Linked DNA regions of Homo sapiens: region 1 is linked to region 2. The links are chromatin contacts, found by Hi-C or POLR2A ChIA-PET in ENCODE. All regions are on one chromosome and are shown on one strand. Each heading gives the region's core, a stretch centred on a gene start or an enhancer-like site at or near the end of the contact. The rest is flanking DNA. Distances are from core to core; before and after follow the strand shown. Region 1 has its middle 19 kb from the start of ASB1. Region 2 overlaps TRAF3IP1 (TRAF3 interacting protein 1).

What was found. A loop is a pair of places that touch in the nucleus more often than their neighbours do. ChIA-PET counts read pairs that join two places held with the same protein, here RNA polymerase II (POLR2A). Pooled maps may share reads with other maps.
Region 1: a map of ascending aorta shows a loop between it and region 2 (4-fold over the local background). The contact joins two enhancer-like sites. A Hi-C loop is called at or near these places in 4 of 168 maps with a recorded cell type or tissue (CD14-positive monocyte, ascending aorta, natural killer cell and 1 more) and 4 of 50 pooled maps. POLR2A ChIA-PET finds 5 or more read pairs at or near these places in 3 of 52 experiments (H1, WTC11 and endothelial cell of umbilical vein).

Annotation. Positions count from the first base shown.
Region 1 is chr2:238,404,975-238,411,260 of GRCh38, forward strand. No RefSeq gene overlaps it. Among named protein-coding and RNA genes, the nearest start is that of ASB1, 19 kb to the right of the region's middle. RefSeq lists enhancers at 4,257-4,789, 5,324-5,855. Within about 2 kb of position 3,942, at least 2 of the 41 ENCODE cell types and tissues checked have a DNase peak (open chromatin) inside an H3K27ac peak, as active enhancers do.
Region 2 is chr2:238,364,672-238,371,004 of GRCh38, forward strand. The region is part of intron 15 of TRAF3IP1 (TRAF3 interacting protein 1); the gene reads left to right. Among named protein-coding and RNA genes, the nearest start is that of TRAF3IP1, 47 kb to the left of the region's middle. RefSeq lists a silencer at 2,757-2,960. Within about 2 kb of position 4,988, at least 3 of the 41 ENCODE cell types and tissues checked have a DNase peak (open chromatin) inside an H3K27ac peak, as active enhancers do.

The sequences.
Region 1 (6,286 bases), core at 2,692-5,191, 39 kb after region 2:
TTCTGTCCCAAAGGGGAGAAGATTCCAGCAGTAGTTCTGTGCCCTCCAGCAATGACTACCGTTGGAAACTTCTCCCCTCTGGGACAGAAGACACCGTTCAGGGGCAGGTGAGAAGCCTGACAGTCTTAGGGAATGGGGAAACCCGCTGGAGCTGGGAAGGGAGTAGGAGACAGGGCCCATAGGGAAGAAGGGTCTTTCTCAGGTGTGCACAGCAAGGGACACTTCAAACTTTCTCCAGTCTTTCCTGAGAGGTTTTGTGGAAACAGCCTTGGGGAGGCAGCTGACCCCTGTTGAGGCCCTGGGGGCTTTGCGTTCTCTCTCCTGGAGCACACTTGTCCTGCAGCCGCCCCACTGAGCTTTGCTCCCCAGGTTGGCCTGCACTCCCCTGCCCCCTCTGGCAGCTGGCTGTCTGTCCTTAGGTTTGTCCAGCTGTTTTTCATCTAAAGAAACTCCAGCCAGGCACGGTGGCTCACACCTGTAATCCCTGCACTTTGGGAGGCTGAGGTGGGCAGATCACCTGAGATCAGGAGTTTGAGACCAGCCTGGCCAACATGGTATAACCCCGTCTCTACTAAAAATACAAAAATTAGCCAGGTATGGTGGCACGCACCTGTAATCCCAGCTGCTTGGGAGGCTGAGGAAGGAGAATCGCTTGAACCCAGGAGGCAGAGGTTGCAGTGAGCTGAGATCACGACACTGCACTCCAGCCTGGGTGACAGAGTGAGACTCTGTCTCAAAAAAAAAAAAAAAAAAAAAAAAAAACCCCAGAGTTTAAATTCTGAAGTCGCTGCTTACTACTTCTGAAGGTGTTTCCTAGGTCTTAACCCAAACTGGGTTGAGAGGCCCTTGACACAGATTGACTTTGAAAGTCTGGCCCAAAGCGGTGCCTCGCTTTTCACCCCTGGCCTCTGTATCTTGTTCATGGATCATGCTGCATTGTTTCTGAAGCACAAACAAGGTTTATTATCAACAGTAAGTGGCAGATCTGCGTGGGGTTCAAGCTTGAACAGGAAGTAGCTGAGGCGAGAACCACAGTGTGTGTGCCCCGCGGAGCCCACAGCATAGGCCCTGACTGCCAGGCCTCCCGTCCCACCACCGGCCTTCTGGGGTTGTGGCTAGACCCCTCCTCCCCTGCCCAGTTTTGTGGGTGGTGGGCATAGCTTCAGGCCTTCTTTCACCTTTTGGGCTTCATTCCTCTCCCCTGCCAAACCGCGCCCCTGCAGGGTAAATTTTGCCCATTCTTGAGGTGGTGTGGAAGAACACAGAGTGTGGGTCAGGACACCTTCCTGTCAGGCGTGGATGTGTGATTTGGGGTGCTCCTATCTGTCTCTCCTTTGAGCCTCAGTTGTCCACTGACAGGTCATCTTAGCCACGGGGAGCACACGTGGCTCATGGGTGCCTGGTGATTGTTGGTGTGCGGTGCGCTGGCAGTGTGTGCTGTGCTGTCCCTCACCTCGGCGGTTGGCTGGCGGGGCCTGGGGGCTCCTGCTCAGCTCCGACCCTTCAGGACCAGCTGCCTGTGGCCCTGTCTTGGTGGATGGTCTTACATCTCCTAGGCAGAGAAGCTGATGGCTGAAATGTGCCATAAAGACACAGTGACATTGAGAAATGCCTCCGCCGTGTTTGGATAGCTTGCTATTAGCATGTTCCCATGAGGGACGGATACAGCAGCCTAAGCTGAGGACTCATGAGGAAATGAGAGCCCAGGCCCCACCCCTGAGGACGGACGAACCTCAGGGATGGGCAAGTTTGCCTCGGCCTCGGCCTCTGGTGGGGTGGGGGGCTCAGGCCTGTGGGTCGGGGGCTTGGCCTCTTGGGAGGGGGGTTGGGCCTCCTAGGTAGTGGCATTGGGATGAGAGAAGCGCCTGCTAGAAATTTGTGGTTTCAAAGCCGGGCATGTGACCCTTTAGAGCTAATGGGCCCTGACAGTTCTGGGAAGCATTTGTTTTATTTTCATAAAGTGCATAAAATCCTTCTGACTTGAGCAGAAAGAAATTGGCGGTGCTGCTGCAGATGCTTCCCCAGGCTGCCCACCGTCTGCCAGACCAACCAGTGAGGACAGGCGGGGCCGACGGCTGTGGGGAGAGGGTGCCTAGGGCCAGCTTCCCCTGCACCTTGGGCCGAGGGACAGCCCGAGGAGGAGGAGGAGGAGGGAGAGGCTTCAGGTGAGGCAGTGAGGGACCCTCCACAGGACTAGACTCCCAAGAGGACTGGGTGGTGTCTGTGTCCAATTCTGATGTGGGGACGCGCAGTAGTGAAACCTCCCAGGCCCTTCTGTCTCCCTGTCCAGGGGACCTGGGGTGAGAGGGACCCTGCCCTCCTGCAGCCCAGCCTAGGATGCTAGTGCTAAATACTTTTTGGGCTGAAGAACTTCCTTAAAAGGACACAATTTCCAGAAGCCACAGATGAAAAAAAAAACGGACACTTTGCTCCATTAAAAAGTGAAACTTTCTGTATTCCAAGCAAAAGTAAAAAACAACACATTGGGATAAACTTGCAATGTATTTTAAACTCTGTTTAAAGACAGACTTTTTAATAAGAGAAACAGCCCAACTGAACGATAGAAGAAAGGAATAAATAGGCAATCAAATAATCACAAAGCATGAGAAACCAACTTTGCTGTCGAGAGAGAAGGTGGCAGAGATTTGGGAATCCAGACTGGAAGAGGAGTTACCTGGGCTTCCCAGCGGCGCAGGCACTGCCACGCCCTTGGCCTTGGCTGTTGGCTTAGGCAGGTGGCCTGACTCCGGCCTCCCTCTCCCACCTGCTTGGTTGGATTCAAGAGTGCTGGCCTCACCTTGTCATCAGAGCATACGTGCAGCATTAGGTGGAAAGTGCGAAGGGCAGCCCTCAGCACACAGCACACGGTGCGCTCCAGGCGGACCCTGGCTCTGGTTTGTGATCTGTGTAATGTAGGTTAATATCACAGTTGCACACATCTTTCGATTGCCAAAAATTTAAAAATTGATAGTATTTGGAGTGGCTGAAGATGTGGGGGTGTAAATTGTGTGAGACTTCTGGAGGACATTTTGGAAGTACTTCTCAAATTTAGAAATATTTTGCTGGCACAAGAAAAAGCTGGAGCAGGGACATGGCCCCCTATCTTGAAATAACAGGTCTGGGGTGGAGGGAGGGTTGAGCCTGTTCTCTGTGGCGCTGGAACCTATGGGTGGGAGACAAAGGGAGACTGATTTTGGCTCTGTGTAAGGAGGGAGCCTCCGTTCCAACAGGGTTCAAAGATGACAGGACAGCCCCTCATCAGGTAGATGGTGAGCTCCTCGTCACAGGAGGCGTGCAAGCAGGCAAGATCTCCACACCCCCATTGCACTTTCTACCAACTGCATCAACACGTCAGCACCCACGTAGGCTTCAGGCCTTGGCAGACATGACCTTCAGGAGCCCCCAGGCAGATGGAGCCTGGGCTGCAGTTCCTGCCTGCCCCTATCCCCCAACCCTTGGAAGGCCTCTGAAGTCTCCAGCGCCCCCTCACTGCTCAATGTTTGCCCAGGGAGTCCTGTCCGGCCCCCAACTTGTCCTTCTTCAAGCTGGGGAATGAATATCATCATTCCCTTTTGAATAGAAACCACCTTTTGGGGAGGTTCCCCACGGTGCAAGGACACGAGACCACCTTGCAGGCAGCCTTCAGCGGCCTGCCCCTCTTTGAGAACAGACTACATTTGCCAGTTTTCATACTTCACTTTCAAGGAGGCTGTGTAAGACCCCTTCAGAATTGGGGGTCTTCCAAAAATTTTATTCAAACCCTGGGCAAAGTTACCCTCTGTGACTGTGTGCCTGACACTGGCCGCCTGTGTTGGCCGCAGCTGCCCTGCAGTGTTCCAGGGCTTGGCACCTCAGGACTTGAAATTCCCTCTGTCGGGGAAGTCCCTCTGCTGTTTTGTTGGAGCTGCAGGGAAGAAAGAAAAGCCTCCTGGCGGGCGGTTGTTGAGGAAGAACTTTGGCGCCTACTTTCTCAAGTGAGCCTCCCCGGGGCTGGGAGTCAGGCCATAGCCAACCCACAGATGAGGAAACCGAAGCTCAGAGAGCAAGGTACAGTCCCTGCCAGCTCTCGGTCCCTGGCACGATGTCCTTTGGGATTTAGGGGTCTGGCTGCGTTGGCTGAGCACATGGCTGGCCCGGGACCCCAGGGAGCAGTTCAGGAGAGCATGGCCTGCCTGTCCCTGGGATTTTTCTGCTTGAGTGTTCTGTCATCTGCGTGAGCACACAGCTAAGAAAGGGCAGGTTGCTGAGTTGAGATTAGCGTGACCACTTTTTTGGCTGATGTGTGAGTGAGTGAGGATGCTTGAGAGGGCAGAATAAGAGAGGCGTTCCTGCTCTAAACAGTTCCACTGGGCTGCATGGCCACCGCCCGCCCCAAACCATGCACCTGAACCAAGATCTTGTTACTTGGCCCATCCTGCCCCGAGGGTGCAGCCGCTCATTGTGGGAGTGTCCGCAGGGCGGCCAGACCCATTAAGCCCAGCAGGCGTGGCGCCAGCACCCGCGGCGCTTTCCACAGCCCTCGAAAGTGTTTTCATTTCTTTCATAATCAGAAGAAAAAAATGAACTTTTAGGTCAAAGTCAATGTTTTAATATACAATATTAATATATTCATCTTTACATCAATGCCATCGTAAAATAGAATTTTTAATATTTTTTATGGAGGAGGGGCTCCTGAAAGTCATAATGCAGCCCCGAACCTTGGCCGGTCGCTTGGACTCGCAGCCATCCCCCGTGTGGCTTGGACCCACCGCGAAGCTGACCTCATTCTACTCTCCAGCCCAGCATGCGCCCGGGGAGAGGAGCAAGCTCTCATTCTTCTGGTGGGTTTTCCATTTCCAGGGATTATGGCTCTAAAGAAAAGCGTCTTTGGGACAGTTTCAATACAAACACCAGGATGCTTTTAAAAATAGAACTTTCAAATAATATCTCTTAAACCATGGATTTTAAGCATTAATCTCGTTCGATAGTTGCAAAATCAAAACCTTCCGTCAGCACGTCGACCTGGATCTTGCAGCCCGCGGCGCTGTGCAGGGAAGCTCTCCTCTCAGACGCCCCTTGAGCTGTGGTTGCTTCTCAGCCCCTGTTCAGAGCATAGTCACATGGGCGAGGCTTGTGAGCTTGTGAGCCAGGCCTTTATTCCTCCACGAGGGCTCTCTCCCATTGCCAGTAAAACTGCACACCCGTTTATTTCTATATTTTCCCTATTTTTACACCTGCCAAAACATCCATTTGTGGTGGTAAAATACTTGGACTCCCTAGCAGTGAAATGAAAAAGGTTGTGATTTATATAAAGAGCAGAGTGGCCTCTGGGGTGAGTTGGGCTGAATTAAGGTCCCTGTAACCTCCAAGATGAGCCTGGCAGGACGCAGCTAGTGGGGCACGTCCATGGCTGCATGGTGGCCTCCAGGCCATGCTTACCCACTCTCCTCTCCAACCCCCAAAGCCTTCTGCTACTGGCTGGCATGGTGAGTGCCTGGGCACCAGGAACAGGGCACAAGGGGCACTCGTGGGCTGGGGCTGGCTGTACAGTGAGAGACATTCAGGAATGTTACGAGCCATTACATTAAAATACAAAGGTAAGGAATATGGAAAACTAATTTTTTACATTTTCCTTGTGTCCATGCCCTGAGGTGATTTATATCTTGGACCTCAGGGGGAAATCCTGGGGTGTATGTGCGATTGTGCATCTCTTCTAACTCCAAGTTGGGTGAATTCACATTCGCTGAAGGCAAGAGTATTTACACCACGGAAATTGACAGATGCTACAAGTCAGGACTTGACTTGTTTTGTTGTTTATCTAATTTTAAGAAAGTGATAGCGTGAAAGTGAGTGGAAGGAATGCTCGGTAAACATGAAGTAAATGTCACAGCCAGCTGGGTGCAGTGGCTCACACCTGTAATCCCAGCACTTTGGGAAGCCAAGGCGGGCAGATCACCTGAGGTCAGGAGTTCAAGACCAGCCTGGCTAACATGGTGAAATCCCGTCTCTACTAAAAATACCAAAAAATTAGCTGGGCGTAGTGGTGGGCAATCCCAGCTACTCGGGAGGCTGAGGCAGGAGAATCGCTTGAACCCGGGAGGCGGAGGTTGCAGTGAGCCGAAATCATGTCTCTGCACTCCAGCCTGGGTGACAGAGCAAGACTCTGTTTAAAAAAAAAAAAAATTATAATTCCCCTCCTCCTAGAAGAGGAGGACACTGTCTCTGGTTTCGGTCCTCTCCTACTGGAGAGCTGCGACAGGTGCCGTTGAAAGCTCTAGCCCTCACCCCTGTGGGGCAGGTGGGGGGC
Region 2 (6,333 bases), core at 3,738-6,237:
CTTTTTCTTTTCATTTAAATTTTTTATTTTGAAATAGCTATTGGAGTACTTCTTTTTGTAGATTTCCTTCTTTCTTCATTTTAAGGTTTTGTGACTGCTCTCTTCTCTACTTTCTTGATCTTATAAACCGTGCCTTGTTCTGGGACTGCTAGACGTCACGCCCATATCTTGTCCTGGTGAGAACAGGTGGGCATGTATTGAATTTGACCTGCATATATGTTTTTTGTTGCCATTCTGAAAGAAAGTTGTAATAAGCAAGCAAATATTGCTAGAATGACTAGCATGGATGACTGTCTTAAAGAGGCATTTATTTGGGAATGTAAGAACTTCTTGTATCTTGAAATGCCTCTTGATGGATACAATGACCTTATCGTGAACAAGTTATGTTTTAATTAAAGTCAGTGGCATATAACAAATAGTATTTAGCTAAATTGTTGATGAAAGTCAGGGATTTGAGTCTTAAATTATTTCACTTTGGTGATAGGAATAGATCCTCAAATTTCTTTTTTTGGTAGGTAGATGGTGCAGTTTCATCACAAATACTATAACTCTTTCAGAAAAATGCTATTCAGAATCTCTCCTTACCTGAAAATTCTACACCTGACAACAGTATTTTTAGTTTGGGTATTTTTGGTCCTAGTATTATTGGATTTTTCCTTTGCTAGGAATATTGTTTCCATTGAAATTGTTGTTAAAGAAATAAAAATGGGCCAGGCGCGGTGGCCAACGTTTGTAATCCTAGCACTTGGGAGGCCAAGTCAAGCAGATCACTTGAGCTTAGGAGTTAGATACCAGCCTGGGCAACATAGCGAGACACCATCTCTACAAAAATTAAAAACAATCAGACATGGTGGTGCATACCTGTGTTTCCAGCCACTCGGGAGGCTGAGGCAGAAGGATGGCTTGAGCCCACAAGTTTGAGGCCGCAGTGAGCCAAGCTCGCGCCACTGCACTCCAGACTGGGTGATAGTGTGAGACCTGTCTCAAAAAAATAAAATAAAAATAAAAATAAATAAATAAATAAAAATAAAAAGAGACATACTCTGTTGGTAAGACTTTAATAGTTAAATTGGGAACTACTGAAATTGATTCTAATCATGAAGGGTTATATGGTGGGGTTTTTTGTTTGTTTCTTAGAGGTTTTGTTTTTGTTTTTAAAGAAATAAGGTGATAGTTTTATGTTCCCAAGTAAAATCTCTGAATGCAGTATCTTACAATATGCAGGCTGGAGATTTTAAGTTTTGGATATAAAATTTGTTACCACCCCATTATCTTATAAAAAATCAGACACCGGCTGGGCGCAGTGGCTCACGCCTGTAATCCTAGCACTTTGGGAGGCCGAGGCGGGCAGATCACAAGGTCAGGAGATCGAGACCATCCTGGCTAATATGGTGAAATCCCATCTCTACCAGAAATACAAAGGGGTGGCAGGCGCCTGTAGTCCCAGCTACTCGGGAGGCTGAGGCAGGAGAATGGCGTGAACCTGGGAGGCGGAGCTTGCAGTGAGCAGAGATCGCGCGCGCCACTGCACTCCAGCCTGGGCGACAAAGCAAGACTCCATCTCAAAAAAAGAAAAATCAGGCACCAGCTATATCATTTAAAATATTTATAAACATATGCCATGGGTGTATTATAGACCACAAAAATGATTTGGAAGCCATTAAAATATTACATGTATATGAACTTTATAAAGATAATTAGGAGGAGATAGGCCTTTTCTCTATAGACAAATAAAGTTCATGATAAGGATAAAATATGAGTTCTTTACCTGAAAAAAAAATAGATACACATATAAATGACTTAAGAAAACTGTATTATAAAAATGTGTTTAGCTGTATTGTCACAAACATTTCCAAATTGATATGCCCATTATCTTCTGGTTCATGATTACTCAGTGAATGATAATATAATCAATAAAGATTTTATTTTTACTGAAAATGTCACTGAAATTCATATTATGTCCTCGGTTTTTTAGATTTTAGTCAGTTGTGGCCTGATAGGTTATTTCTGGTCTTAATTTCACCAGTACCCTTTTCTGTGCTTTGCATAAAAAAAAATCTTTATTTTTGATTGGTTTTGACAGCCTGCCTTGGATGTCAATTCAGTTTCTAAGTAGTGTAGACCCTGGTGTTTAAATATACTCACTGTGACACATTAATGGATATATGAGGGAATGATGTTGTGTTAGCCCCAGGATGAAAATTAGTGGAGGCTGGGTGTGGTGGCTCACACCTGTAATCCCAGCCCTTTGGGAGGCCGAGGCGGGCAGATCACGAAGTCGGGAGATTGAGACCATCCTGGCTAACAAGGTGAAACCCCATCTCTACTAAATATACACAAAAATTAGCCGGGCGTGGTGGCACGTGCCTGTAATCCCAGCTACTCAGGAGGCTGAGGCAGGAGAATCGCTTGAACCTGGGAGGCAGAAGTTGCAGTGAGCCGAGATCGCACCACTGCACTCCAGCCTGGGTGACAAAGCAAGACTCTGTCTCAAAAAAAAAAAAAAAAAAAAAAAAAAGAAAATTAGTGGATAAGGATTAGAATTAAATAGAATTTAGTCACATTGACTACTAAACAATGCCCCAGCTCAGTGGAGAGAAGTGTAGGAGGTATCTGGAGAGCAGTAAGTAGAGAAATCAAAGGGGATGTGGCACAAGTTTCAGAAGCCTCAGCGCCCTGCAACAGAAGACTGAAGATGTGGATCTCACTAGTTTGAAGAGGTGTGAAGACTTCAGAAGCTACCCAGTGAGACATCATGAAATTGTTAAAATCTGTTAGTCATTAGGCCTTGAAAGGAATGGTTTAGAAACGACCTAGCTGAGCGAGTGGGCTTGGGCCTTTGGTGCACGCTCAGCATGGGCTGGGGTCCCCTTAGCATGTGGTGGTGGCTGTGACAGCTCTTGCTCCTCGTGGGACTGAGCTTTCTCAGAGAGACTGTGGGACACGGGAGAGACCGCGGTGGGACCGAGAGCCTGCGCCACCGAGCCCTCTCTGTGCAGGGCTTCCCACGCATGGCCTCCTGCACCTGCACCACAACTCACTGCTGAGGAAATTGAGGCTTAGGAGAGTCTCAGTCCCTTGCCCAAGGCCTTGCACTCCAGAGCCTGGATCCAAACTCTTATCTAGCCCCAAAGTACAGGTTCTGACCACAGGAGGGAGCAGCACCGCGGCTCCAGCATGCCCCAGGCCCGGAGCCTGTGCCTCCCTGTCTCAGTGCGGGGTGGGCGCGTTGAGCTGCTTTTTTTGGAGCAACTTATTTCGAGAATTATTTTAATCCTTAAATTCCATATTTCTTCAGCTTCCCTTTGAAAAAAAAAAGGGAAATTTGTGTTTTTAAAAAGTGTTAGTTAGTATTTTTGTCCTTTCCAAAACATATTCACTTGTGCTTACTGTTGTGAGACACACATGTATTTTTCTAGTTCCCATCTATTATTCCTTGCTGTCTGTTTCTGACCTGAAAAGCAGCTTCCAGTGAAGAGCTATCACTAGAGGAACAGGACTTGGCTGAATGAATTAGGTTTTATTGAGTTTTTAATTTAATGTGGGTAAAGCAGGCTCAGGAGGGCTGAAATGGACGAAACAATGGCACAACTTTATTACTTTTCTCCAGGGTATGGATTATAGGGGATATTTTAGAGTAAAGAAACACTAAGATTCTTGGCATTAAAATGCTTCGATTTCCTATTTATAGCAGTGATGCATATATAATTTTTCATATTGGACTGTTATTAAGGTTTTTCTGATTGAAATCTCCGTACGGTTTCTTCTGGCCAGTAGACTTCCTCCATCCCCAGATGTGACCCCTTTTAAACTAATAAAGCCTCTTGATAATACTTACAATACTTGTCACAGAGGGCAGGACTGACATTCACTTAGTGAAGGGCTTGTATTATACCAGGCTTTGCTCTATGTAAGTTTTATATTTTCAGGAATATTCTTAAATCCCTTAAAGAAAAAAAATGAAAATAAAGTAGAAATACATTTATTTTAGATATTGTTATTAATAATTTTTTTTTGAGACGGAGTTTCACTCTTGTTGCCCAGGCTGGAGTGCAATGGCGTGATCTCGGCTCACTGCACCCTCTGCCTCCCAGGTTCAAGTGATTTTCCTGCCTCAGCCTTCCTAGTAGCTGAGATTACAGGCGCCTGCCACCATGTCCAGCTAATTTTTTTTTATTTTTAGTAGAGACAGAGTTTCACCATGTTGGCCAGGTTGGTCTTGAACTCCTGACCTCAGGCGATCCACCCGCCTCGGCCTCCCAAAGTGCTGGGATTACAAGCGTGAGCCACTGCGCCTGGCCATTGATAAATACTTTGTAAATAAAATACACTGTGTCTATACTCTTACATGATGCACCATGTTAGTTTTTAAAACTTGGGAGTAATTTCTGTATATTAGTATTTTGGGTTCTGACTGGGTTTCTAGGTAGCTTAACAAAGCTTTTATTGTACTACAATAAAAGTACTTTGTACAAGTAGAGTTCATTTACAGTAAAAAATGATAGAAAATAATGCTGTTATTTTAATAGTAATAACCAAGCAATTAAAGTAAATATATATTTTTAACAATTTTGAAATTAGCTTTCTAAGAAAAGCGGGTTTAGAAGCAGGCAAAGCATTCACTTGTGAAAGACACTTTTGGGAACTTCAGAGCCTTCAGAGATTAATGGTAGTGATATTAAAAGTGGAGCGCGTTCCACTGTCTTCCATGCGGGAGCTTTCTGGCTCTGCTGCTTTTTGTTGCAGAAGCATCCAGTCCAGAATGAGTTAGGTGTTTTGTAAGTTTCTTTCAGTCTCAAACAGTCTGTGCTCTTCCCTTGATTTGGCCTTGACAGTTTTGAACAGTACAGCTATTTTCCTGACTGGCCCCCGGTTTGGGTTTGTGTGGTGTTTCCTTGTGATTAGAGTCAGACTTTGCATCCTGGGCCGAAACCTTCCAGAAACGAGGCTGTGCTGCCTTTGCTGCGTCTTGCTGAGTGGTTCAAGGTTTCAGATTGTTCCTGACTGCAGACGCTCTCCGTGGCCTCTCGATGTGGATGCTGTCTGCCAGCTTCTCTGCAGTCAAGCCGCTCCTTTTCTCTTTGTAATTACTAGCATTTTGGAGGAAGTACTTTGTACAATCGAAGTACCCTGTGCTTCACTAAGTTTAATCATTTGTTTGTATCATTATGGGCTTGTGCCTTCCACTTGGACTCTGTGGGCTGTAATCTCTTACTGCCATGATTTTCATGCGCAGATGGCCTCAGATTTGGCTCTGGAGAGCTCCTTCAAGCTGGCTTTGTGTCCTTTCAGCCTGCGCCCAGCATTCTTTGAGCTGTTCCTTGCTTTCTGGCTCATCCTGTTCTTTCCCTGCTCCAGCCCCAGAATCAGCCATTTCCCCAGGAGACCTGGGTCCTTTGATTGGAGAATGGAGTGTTTGCCACTTTTGGAGGTTCAGCTCTCAGGTCATCTCAGTGAACAGAGCTAGAGGGGGAAAATGTATGTGTCTGTGTTTGTTATATATGCGTGTGTGCATGTCTGTATGTATGTGTGTATATATGTGAACGTGTATGTGTGTCTGTAAGTGTGCATGTGTATATATGTGTGTGCATGTCTATGTGAATGTCTGTGTCTGTGTGTGCATGTGTGTATGTTTATGTCTGTATTGTGCATGTCTGTGTATGCGTATGTGTGCGTGTCTGAGTGTATACATGTATACGTGTGCATGTCTGCATGCATGTGTACATGTGTATATATGCATGGCTATGTCTGTGATATATGTGTATGTGCATGTCTGTGTATGTGTGTGTACATGTGTGTGTGCAAATGTCTGTGCCCTCCCTACCTGGTCTCCCTGGCCGTGTGGGTGCCCTCTCCCTCCTGTGCTGGGCTCCTGCCTCCATTCTCCCTACCCCGGGCTCTCCCACCCCCAGCCTAGTGTACATGCTTCCCTGGCATTGCCCACTTCATGGCTTCAGGACCAAATGGCTCAGGAGGGAAGATCAGTTACTGACTTTCCCCTGGAATGGGCATCTCATAAGGTGAAGACCAGTGCCTCTCATCTCCCTCTCGTGGCTAGCATAGCAGTGGACGTTAAGTGCATGTCATCAACTGTTGAAGAGATGAATTTCATCGCCAGTTGAACAGAAGTTAGAAGAGAAAGGGGGAAGTGGAAGGGAATGAATGATAAAATGTGGGGAAGCACTTGCCAGAGGTGAAAAACGAAGCTATGTGCATTTAGGGGAATTACGGACATTTTTCATGCTGTAGCCTCTGGTGAGCCCCATGCTAACACCAGGGGGTGCTTTAAGCCCATCACGAGGCCTCTGAGTGCTAGGGAGCGGGCATAGTTCT